2 separate regions of the Homo sapiens genome follow, and region 1 is linked to region 2. Evidence: read pairs that join two places in POLR2A ChIA-PET (ENCODE). Cell type or tissue: OCI-LY7. All regions are shown on one strand. Each heading gives the region's core, and the rest is flanking DNA. Links, peaks and the distances in the headings are about the cores only.

Region 1 (5,377 bases), core at 125-5,124, 230 kb after region 2:
CTCCTTGCTAGAAGTCTTAGAGCATGGGCTAAGTCCCACCTGCAGCAGGACACTAGGACAACCTGAGGGGCCCCCATGGGGTTGAAGGTTGTGCTATTACAATTGGCCCCAGATAAGTTTTGGGGGATAATAGAAATGCTGTGAAGCAGGATTGTGGTAATAATCATACAACTCTAAAAATCGCACCCCAAAATCATTGAATTGTGAAAAAAAAGAAAGCAACGAGTCTAATAATCTGGGAGTTTTCCATCTGGGCTGGGAGAACGGTTTGGTCCTATAAATCTAGAAGCTTAGCATGTCTAAAAATGGACCAGACAATATCTAGAATAGAATGACAGTTTTTTTCTTCTGCCACATGGGGACACTTTAGAGCTTATATGCAGTCGATCGTTGCTATTCATGCACAATACCACGAACTGGTGTGTGTGTGTGTGTGTGTGTGTGTGTGTGTGTGTGTGTGTGTGTGTCTGTGTGTGCTTCGTTTTGACATCAAATTGTTATGAGAGTTACATGCTTTTCTCTTTTTTCTTTTTTTCCTCTAAAGATATGTCATGCCATTTTTTGGGTAAGTGCAGGGCATAATTAGCATGCACTGAACTATGATATATATGTTGAACATTATTCATTATACAGGACTACGGTCTTGAGCTTGCCCAGGGAACTTACACTTTGCTGGCAAAAAGAAAAAAACTCCAAGAAAAGTTCCCACAAACTAAAAACCCCACCAAATCCCTGCACCTGTAAACTCAGAATTCCTTAAGAGATTGCATAGGGCCCAAGGTTTTATGTATTTATCTACTATGGTTATTATTTTATTTTTGAATTTTTTGAAATTTTTTTTGTGGGTACATAAAGGTTTTATTTTCCCTGGCCCCCTACCTACAGTCCCTCTACAGTCGTTATTGATGCTTAACAGCCCTATGAAGAGGTCCCAGCAGTCTTTGGTGCTTCCGGTAAACAAAAGAAGTGGACGGTAACGGCCTTCATTTGTCTTACTGAGCCTTTCAATGATTCTCTCCCAGACTCTGATCCCCTCTTGGCCTGCTTTGCCTTGTGCCCACTGGACCCTCCCTTCCCTCTCCTTGGTGCTTTCCTCAGATGCACCAGCCAGTCCTGTGGCTTGTCATTTCTCCTCTCCGCTGGCTGAGCCCTTGCTTGCAGCAGCATTTCTATCTGCCTGCAACTCAACATACATTCCAAGATAGATTCCCAGAGAGCGTGGTCCTTCCAGGACAATCTGGCTGGAGCTGCCATCCTGGCTCACATGGGTTTTGACTGTGTGTTATTGCCATGGGAAGGAAGTGGGGAGGAAAGTGTCCTCCAATCCTACCTTGTCACAGTCACTTAGGGGAGGAAAAGAATTCCATTTACTAGGTGGTAGGAGTTCCTCTCTCCATCCCGCTTCATATTTTGCCTTGGGTTGCACAGATAGCTCATGGCAGAACAGGGTCTGGAGCTTGGCAGTTGGCAGGGAGAGGGATCTTCCCAGACATAGGCCGCGGGGAAGAAAGACAGATGGGCTTTTAGCCTCTCATCTTGCCAGGTCTCCTGATGAACCACTTTCCTGTGCTGGCCTTGAGTGAGTCTCTGTGGGGTTGGGAATGGTCATGTTTTTCATGTCCCTTTGTTCTGAACTTGAGAAAATAGTTCACCCTGCCTCTTGGTCTTCTTGGTCCTCATCCCCTGGCTTCACCTGGTACCCTAAAGGGGGAGTGGAAATCTATCAGCCACTGCCTTTGAAGGGTTATCAAAGCAGCTGCTGTGTTTGAAGGTGCACATTAACAATAGGAGAGGGACTCCCTCATTTTCAGAACAAAAGAGGAAAGGTTCCTACCCTACAGGAAGTATCATTCGCACTGGTCTAACCTTGGCTATCACTTGACCTGTTTGGGGACTAGTCCTGATGGGATTTATTACAATTTTTTTTTTAATCCAACTCCAACCTCATCATTGTTACTCTAAAGAGAATTCCTCACTCCTCGGTCACGAGCCTCAGCAGATACACTTTACCTCCTCCTGGAAAACATTTTGGAATCTTAAGCAGCTTCTGCTGCAGGCTGCAAGGAGCGCAGACAGACCCTGGCTCTTTGGTGAGAGCAAAGGCGACATTTCAAAAGGAAATTGCAGCCACGCAGTCTGCTGGCGCTGCTATTTTTGACATGCTTGCTGTTCTCTCAGGGCTTGACAACCGCTGTCTCCAGGAGACAGACAAACCTGCTCTTGGCAGCAGAGACACTGCTTTGAAAAAGAACATAGGAAGACAGTCCTGCAGCTGGGAGGGGCGGGGAGGACTTGCCACTGGAAGCGTGGCACCTGGCTAGTGGGGCTGCAGATCTGAGGTTGCAGGATTTATCCTCACCTAGGGAATCCTGACCTTGCGTTGCATCCTTCCCACTGGGAATAGTCCTAGCAAGAATAAGAATGGTGCTATTCATTTACAGAACATTGTCAAACACGTTCAGTGCTTTCAGACATCGTGCGATTTAACAAAGGGTTTAAGAGCATAGTTGCTGGAGCCTGATCGTCGCGGCTCAAATCCCTCCTTTGCTGGGTAACATGGGGCAAGTTATGAAACAGTTCTGTGGCCTCAGTTTCTTTCTCTGTCAAATGGAGGATAATAATAGTACCAATCTGATAGGGTTGTTTTGAGGATTAAATGAATTAATGTATGTACAGTGTTTAAATGTACAATGTCAGCTGTTATTATCATCCTGCAGCAGTGAAATGAAGTAGGTAGGCTAGGCTTTGTTTTTTTCTTTGGCAGATAAGAAAACTGAAGCTCAGAGGGGTTGTGATGTCTTTAAAGGCACACAGTAATGTGTGTTTCATCCTCTTCAGGGGAGATGGAACAGAATGGAATGCAGTGAGGGTCTAACTGTTATTGGGCAAGAAGAATGAAGCCATAGCTCCTAAATGTGTTTATAGACTTCTGTTTACATGCCAGCTTGTCTCTGATGGAGCAGCAGCAGGTGTCCTGTGCTTTTGTTCCCTATGGGTCCCTGAAAGTGCACACACACACACACACACACACACATATGCATATACACACATACGTATATACACACATAAATATATATACATACATACACATACATACATACACAAAAACACACACATACACATATATACACATATGCACACACAAAACCACATATACACACACGTATATATACAGAAACATGAATATACATATGCACATGTATACACACGTATATGCACACACAAACATATACACACGTATGCACAGGCACATACATGCATGCTTATACATATACCCACGTATATACACAAACACATATGGTGCTATATATTCTATATGTGTGTAGCATATATACGTGGAACATCTTTCTATGGATCCCTTTCTCAGTACTGCCACTGATCTCCCTCTCCCATTTTAACATTCTCAGTGGTTGACACTGCATTCGAGTTTTCCTCACACACCTGCTCCTGCCTTCTTCCTTGGGAAGAATGCAGGGTCTTATAGTTAGCAGAAGGGACAGAACCCACAAGCCAGCCCCTGGCCCAGAGTTTTCCTACCCTGTTCCAGTGGCTTTCAAACTTCCACTGTCCTGGTCCTCACCGTCAGCATGCATTCTTTTCCCCAGTCACCTTCACGGCCCCCTTTGCAGGTGGGGGTACCCCTTAATCTCCCGTGGCTGTGTTTCTGCTTTCCTGTCCTTCTTTGAGGTGGAGGAGACAGGAGGCCTCGTAGTTGGAAGAAGCCAGCTCCCCTGCCCTTGTGGGTCTCCCCTGGCCTTCACTCCACCTAAAGAGCATTTATGACATCTCTTGTTAGGGGTCTTGGCACGGGCCAGATTGCTGTCTTCACCCTCAGCTCACTGCCACAGCCACTACGGCTTCTTAACAAAGGTCCTATCCCAGGGCAAGGTGACGTGGCTGCCCTCATGGTTGAGGATTCTGAGCTTGCTGGCTTGCCTGCCATGGGAGTTGGAGAATTGGTCTGAATCACTGTTTATTAGCTGTACCTCATTTAACCTCACCGAGCTTCAGTTTCGTCATCTGCAAAATAAGGAAGCTAACATCACTTGCCTTACACAGTTGCTGTGAGATTCAGAAGAGGCAGCCAGTGAAAGAGTTTAGCAGGAAATAAACTCTTAGCAAAGCATGGCTCTTCCCACTGCCAATCAGCAGAGAGACCCTTAGAGACACCAAACACCCATCCGAGAGTGGGGCCGAAACTACCTGCACGTCAGAGAAAGGCAGGGTCCCTGCCAACTGCAGTTTTGTTCTCTGAAATAAACATTTAAATGAAATATGACATAAAAAATAGACTCAGGATAGCTAGCTATTTTTACCAGAAGGCTCTTTGCCCAGAGGATTCACAGCAGAATTTCTTTAAATAATTGCCCTTACGGTGTGATTTAATATACAGAAATATAATCTGAATATATCTTGGAAGAATAGGATGGATATACTGGTAATATGTATATATTTTAACAAAGTTTGTTTCCAGCCAAACTAGAATGAGAATTCTCACTTAACCCTTCCCTCAGGCCCTGGAGCATTGCAGAGGGTCACAGATGGAGGGGGCAGTGAATGCCTCTTTAGGAAGAAGGAGACTGATGCAGAGAAGTGAAATAATTTGCCGAAGATCACACAGGAAATTAGGGGCAGAGTTGTGCCTGGGACCCAAATTTTCTAACTCCAACTCCAGCATATTTTCCCATGGGAAATGGAACTGTAAGGATTACCTAAACACACACACACACACACACACACACACACACACACACACACACACTCTTAAAAATAACTCTTCATTTTCTACCCAACCAAACTCCTTAGCAGAGCTGCCCATAGAAAATGGAATTAAGTGATTTTAACTTTTATCTTTCCCTCCCCTGAGTTTCCAGGGCACAGAGGCAGTGAGCCTAGCTAGAGAAGCCCAGAACCAGATGACCAGCTTCTGGATTTTTAAGGGAGGACTAATGACTGAGGGCTAGTGCAGACCAAAGGTATTTAGCACTGGACAAAGAGAGGCTCATGTACAGGCTCTGGGCTTCTAATCTCACTGATTAAGGGATTCTTTAACCTCTTAAGGCTTTATTTTTTCTGTTAAATTTAGTGACTGGACAGAAGGAAACTGTCATAGATTGGAAATCAGGAAGTCAAGGGGTTATCTGAGTCTTCTGAATTTTATAGCGGAAAGAAGGGATGCAGAAGGCCAGCATCTTACCCAGGAACGCTGACTTCTGATGCCTTGGGAGGCAGAAACCAGTTTCTAGACTCTTCCCTGCACTTTGTTGCCCCGATAGAGAAAGAGAAGTGACTGTCAGTTACAGAGATCTTTTACAAATCACAGGACCAGGGTGAGGAGGAAGAACGTGTCCAGAAGGCCTGGTGGTTGAGCCATAAA
Region 2 (5,377 bases), core at 138-5,137:
AGCGCTTCCTTTTCCAGGCATTCTCTTTGAAATTGCAGCTGCCTTTGAGAGGGGGCATGAGCAGAGAAGATTCTCTTGTGTGAATTCGCTGATTAGAGGCTTTCCTTCCAAAAGAAGGGCCGGGGAGCATGGGAGCACTTTCCTGGTGGGAATAGAAGCCACTAAGAACGAGGAATGAGGCTAGAACAGGGCAAGGATGGACTGACCACCAGGAGAGGGAAGGACTGAAGTCAAAGCTCAGTTGTCTCCCTGGACAGCCTAGAGTTGTCTCAGATCTTTCAGGACAAGTGCTGGGTCCTGAAACATCCTGCTCCCTCCCTGCCTCTCTCCTGTCCTTCCCTCTCACCTTCTTTTCCTCCTCCTTTAGCAAATATTTAAGTGCCTACTACAGGTTGAGCATCTCTTATCCGAAATTCTTGGGACCAAAAGTGTTTTGAGTTTCAGATTTTTTTAGATTTAAGCATATTTGCATATACATAATGAGATATTTTGGGGATGGGACCCAATTCTAAACACAAAATTCATTTATGTTGCATATACACTTTATGCATGTGGCCTGAGGCACCTTTATACAGTATTTTAAATAACTTTGTGCATGAAACAAAGTTTGTGCACGTGAGTGGTGTCATTGTCGGCACTCAAAAGTGGAGCATTTCAGGCTAGGGATGCTCTATCTGTAATGCTTATCATGTTAGGCTTTGAGATAAGACCCAGGTCTTTTATTAAAGAGTCTTGGCCAGGAGCAGTGGCTCACGCCTGTAATCCCAGCACTCTGGGAGGCTGAGGTGGGAGGTTTCACCTGAGGTCGGGAGTTCGAGACCAGCCTGACCAACATAGAGAAACCCCATCTCTACTAAAAATACAAAATTAGCCAGGCGTGGTGGCGCGTGCCTGTAATCCCAGCTACTCGGGAGGCTGAGGCTGGAGAATCGCTTGAACCTGGGAGGCGGAGGTTGCGGTGAGCCGAGATGGCGCCACTGCACTCCAGCAATAAGAGCGAAACTCCATCTCAAATAAAATGAAATGAAATGAGATGAAATGAAATAAAATAAAATAAAAAAGAGTCTTATATACCAGAAGAAGAAACCAGTAAAACAACCTTGTCTAACAAGCCTTTGCAGGTGCTGTAATAGAGTACAGAGCACAGGGTAGCGAGTGGCTTACAAATATTAATACAAGAGGGAGTGGTCACAGAGGCTTCCTGGAGAAAGTGCTGCTATGGCTGGGGCCCAAATGCGGGTGAACGATGGGGACATGGACTGGATGACATGGCGGTGGGGTGGGTGATGGGAGAACATTCCGAGCAGAAACAGAGCAGGAGTGAAAGTGCTGAGATGTGGAACAGTGCGGTGTTTGAAAATGGCAAGACTTGCAGTGGCAGGAGCCAAAAGGCAGGGGTAGGGCCATGACAAGGGTTGAGGCTGGGGGCGCTTTGTGAGCCAGGACTTCTGCTCCCTGGTAAGTTGCTAGGAGATGGAGGCAACTTACTAATGTGATCAGATGCTCATGTTTAATTTCTGAGGCCACTCAGGAGGAAGGGTAGAGGATGGGATGGAATGCGGAGAGGCAGGAAAACTGCTTAGGAGACCATTGCAATAGGTGCCTGAACTAGGGATGTGGTGGGCAAAGAATGGTGAAGGGGTATCTTTATTCTCACATAATTATGCCACTCACAGTAAGAAATCGTAACAATTTGAAGTTTGAAAAAGAGACAGAGTCTTGCTCCATGACCGAGGCTAGAGTGCAGTGGCACCATCTCAGCTCACTGCAACCTCCACCTCCCAGGTTCAAGCAATTCTCATTCCTCAGCTTCTACCCCTGCCTTTTGGCTCCTGCCATTGCAAGTCTTGCCATTTTCAAACATGGCACTGTTCTACATCTCAGCACTTTTGCTCCTGCTCTGTTTCTGCTTGGAATGTTCTCCCATCACCCACCCCAACGCCATGTGACCCAGTCCACGTCCCCATCGTTCACCCGCATTTGGGCCTCAGCCATAGCAGCACTTTTTCCAGGAAGCCTCTGTGACCATTCCCTCTTGTATTAATATTTGTAAGCCACTCGCTACCCCGTGCTCTGTACTTCAGTCACAGCACCTTTGCTGAGACTACAGGCGCCTGCCACCACGCCCGACTAATTTTTGTGTTTTTAGTAGAGACAGGGTTTCACCATGTTTGCCAGGCTGGTCTGCAACTCCCGACCTCAGGTGGTCCACCTGCCTCGGCCTCCCAAAGTGCTGGGATTACAGGTGTCAGCCACTGCGCCCAGCCTTGACTCTCACTTTTGAAAGTGAGATGGTTGTCAGCTTGTGTTCAGTAATATGAATTTGCAATTGAGGCACTTCCCTGTGACATCATACAAAGAAGTAGTGTCAGGGAAGATGACACTTAGTGAAATTCTACTCCCTCCTGAGACACGCAGCAAATCCAAGATTGGCTCTGGAGCTGGTCCCAGCTCACTTTACGTTCTTGTAATGATGGCATGGACACTGACACGCAGGGCAGGTTCTGTGGGACCGCCCCGCCCGATGACCCAGCCAGTGGGACTGGTCTTGAAGTTCCAGGGCTGGCACATTGTGGAAAGCCTAATGTTTGTTGCCATGGAATTTCCTGGGGGAAGATGAGAAAAATTTGTAAAAAGTTAGAAAGGATACATAAACATCAATGACACAAAGAAAAACAAAAGTTCAGAGGTGGGAGAGACTAGTTCCAAAAGAGGGGATTATATTAGAATGTGGCTCCCAAATCTGCCTGCACAGAACTCACTTGGGGAAGCTTAAAATACAGGTTTCTGGGCTCTACTGCTAGGGAGGCTGGACTGTGTGATCTGTGCTTGGCACACTGCTCGGTAGGCACATAGATATGTTCAGTAAATGCGTTAAGAATGAATGCATCTCCAAGGTCCACTGCAACTCAGTGATTCTGTGCATCCTTCCGGCTTGCGGAAGCAGGAGGCAGGTGTTGCCGGAAGAATCTTTGAGGCAAGAAGAAGAGCAGGATCACAGGACTGAGTAACTGGAAGGAACAGTTTGGCACCTTTGTAGTTATTTTGCATAAATGCCAGGTGCAGAGTAGGGGGCAGGGTGAGTAAACTGGTTTCAAGTTTCCCCCTTCCTTTTCTAATCAGCCTTTTTTTTTTTTTTTTTTTTTGAGGCAGAGTCTTGCTCTGTCGCCCAGGCTGGAGTACACTGGTGCGATCTTGGCTCACTGCAAGCTCTGCCTCCTGGGTTCATGCCATTCTCCTGCCTCAGCCTCCCGAGTAGCTGGGACTACAGGCGCCCACCACCACGCCCGGCTAATTTTTTGTGTTTTTAGTAGAGACGGGGTTTCATTATGTTAGCCAGGATGGTCTTGATCTCCTGACCTCGTGATCCACCCACCTCGGCCTCCCAAAGTGCTGGGATTACAGGCGTGAGCCACCGCGCCTGGCCTCTAATCAGCTTTTAAGCTGAACTCAGTTTCTATTGGAGAAGGGTGAGCTAGCTGAAACATGAGGATGGAGTTTGCTTTTTTTTTCTTCTGAGAAAACAAAAGAAGTGTGAGAACCCAAGTGCTTAGCTAGCTCAAAACACAGACTCACAAGACGGCAGAGGAGGGGCCCTGGGTCAGGACTTGAGACTGGAGCACCCCTCACCCGCCATCAGCCTGCCTGTGGCATGTCACCGCAGTGTTCAGATCCTATGGGTTTATCTCTTAGTGATGACAAGCACAGCGGGAGACCCCAGGGAATCCCGACTCAAGTGTGGGCCTACGTGTGAATCTTAGTGGCCTCAGCCTACTTGTGAGCCCAGCATCTCCTGTCCCTTCTCTTGATTCCCACAATTGCTGTTTCCATAGACTGAAGCTCTCCCAGCGTAGTTTCCTTGATGCCTCCTTCTAGAGCCTATTCCACTCTCTCAAGGGTCTCATGGAGAGAGTGCTGCTGCACTTATTATTGCCTTCTCCTCCCTTGCATTGCATGGAACCATTTATAGTTATCTGCTGTAATATCTTTTGCTTTTAAACAATGGTATACTATGCAGCCATAAAAAATGATGAGTTCATGTCCTTTGTAGGGACATGGATGAAGCTGGAAACCATCATTCTCAGCAAACTATCACAAGGACAAAAAACCAAACACCGCATGTTCTCACTCACAGGTGGGAATTGAACAATGAGAACACATGGACACAGGAAGGGGAACATCACACACCGGGGACTGTTGTGGGGTGGGGGGAGCGGGGAGGGATAACATTAGGAGATATACCTAATGTAAATGATGAGTTAATGGGTGCAGCACACCAACATGGCAAATGTATACATATGTAACAAACCTGCACGTTGTGCACATGTACCCTAAAACTTAAAGTATAATAATAATTTTTCAAAATGGTATTTTTAATGATAAAAGCAGTACATATTCATACAAAAAGTTTGGAAGATAAAGAAACTTCATAATTTAGTTCTGGCTGTTTAGAAGTCTTCTGAGAGCTGTGATGGTCACAAAAACGAGAACTGAAAAGAGCTTTAGCTGGGGGCATGATGGTTCACGCCTGTAATCCCAACACTGGGAGGCCAAGGCAGGAGGATTGCTTGAGCTCAGGAGTTTGAGACCAGCCTGGGAAAACAGCAAGATCCTGTCTCTACCAAAAATAAAAATAAAAATAAAAATTAGCTGGGCTTGGTGGCATGCACCTGTAGTCCCAGCTACTTGGGAGGCTGAGGTGGGAGGATTGCTTGAGGCTGGGAGGTTGAGGCTGCAGCCTGGGTAACAGGGCAAGACACCTTCTCTAGAAACAAGAAAAGAGCCTCGTTGGCTTTCACTGATGCCCTTTCTTCTGATCTCCTGTCCCCTCTAGAGGCAGGGCCCAGGTCTTAGACTGCACAGGAAGCACCCCCCTGCTCTGGACCCCTGTGAATAAAATCTTTTGTTACATAGGAGATTCTAGATTTAGATACAGAGCTCAGGACTACTAAGGAGATTCCTGTTTTATTGGCTTAGATATAACAATGTCATGAAAGCTCACTTTCTTCAAAAAAAATCCTGTCTTGCAGCTGTGAATACGGGAGAGCACACCCGCTTCCTTTTGCCTCCCAGCGATCCCTTGGTCGAATTAAGTGTTTTTATGGGGCACTGTGTGCCTCTTGGGGAAGCTGCTGAAAGACAGCCAACAATCAGCAAGTTCATAAACTTGTGTGACCTGTGGGTATTTGAGAATGGAGTACAAGTGTGCAGAGATGTAGAGGCCACCAGTCCTCGGGGTCACTTGGTCACCTGGGGCTGCTAAACTCCTGGGCTGCGTACACACACACACACACACACACACACAGACACACACACACACCCCTTTGCTCTGTCAGCTAAGCTCTGAGTCCATGGTTTTCCTGTTCATGGGAAATGA

The links. ChIA-PET counts read pairs that join two places held together with the same protein. Peaks named below come from ENCODE experiments on the same cell type or tissue, not always from the same donor. Only the 100,000 strongest peaks of a DNase experiment are listed, where the experiment ranks them.
Region 1: POLR2A ChIA-PET joins it to region 2 with 8 read pairs; 2 of 35 experiments call an interaction of 5 or more read pairs at or near these places.

Annotation. Positions count from the first base shown.
Region 1 is chr12:4,815,831-4,821,207 of GRCh38, forward strand. The region is part of intron 1 of KCNA6-AS1 (KCNA6 antisense RNA 1); the gene reads right to left. It also overlaps a transcript of KCNA6 not described here. Among named protein-coding and RNA genes, the nearest start is that of KCNA6, 9.2 kb to the left of the region's middle. In OCI-LY7, for the core only: CTCF peaks have their summits at 325 and 534; a DNase peak (open chromatin) is centred at 391.
Region 2 is chr12:4,581,428-4,586,804 of GRCh38, forward strand. The region is part of intron 2 of DYRK4 (dual specificity tyrosine phosphorylation regulated kinase 4); the gene reads left to right. Among named protein-coding and RNA genes, the nearest start is that of DYRK4, 22 kb to the left of the region's middle. In OCI-LY7, for the core only: no CTCF peak of the experiment used is centred there; a DNase peak (open chromatin) is centred at 3,024; H3K4me3 peaks cover 585 bases; H3K27ac peaks cover 1,828 bases.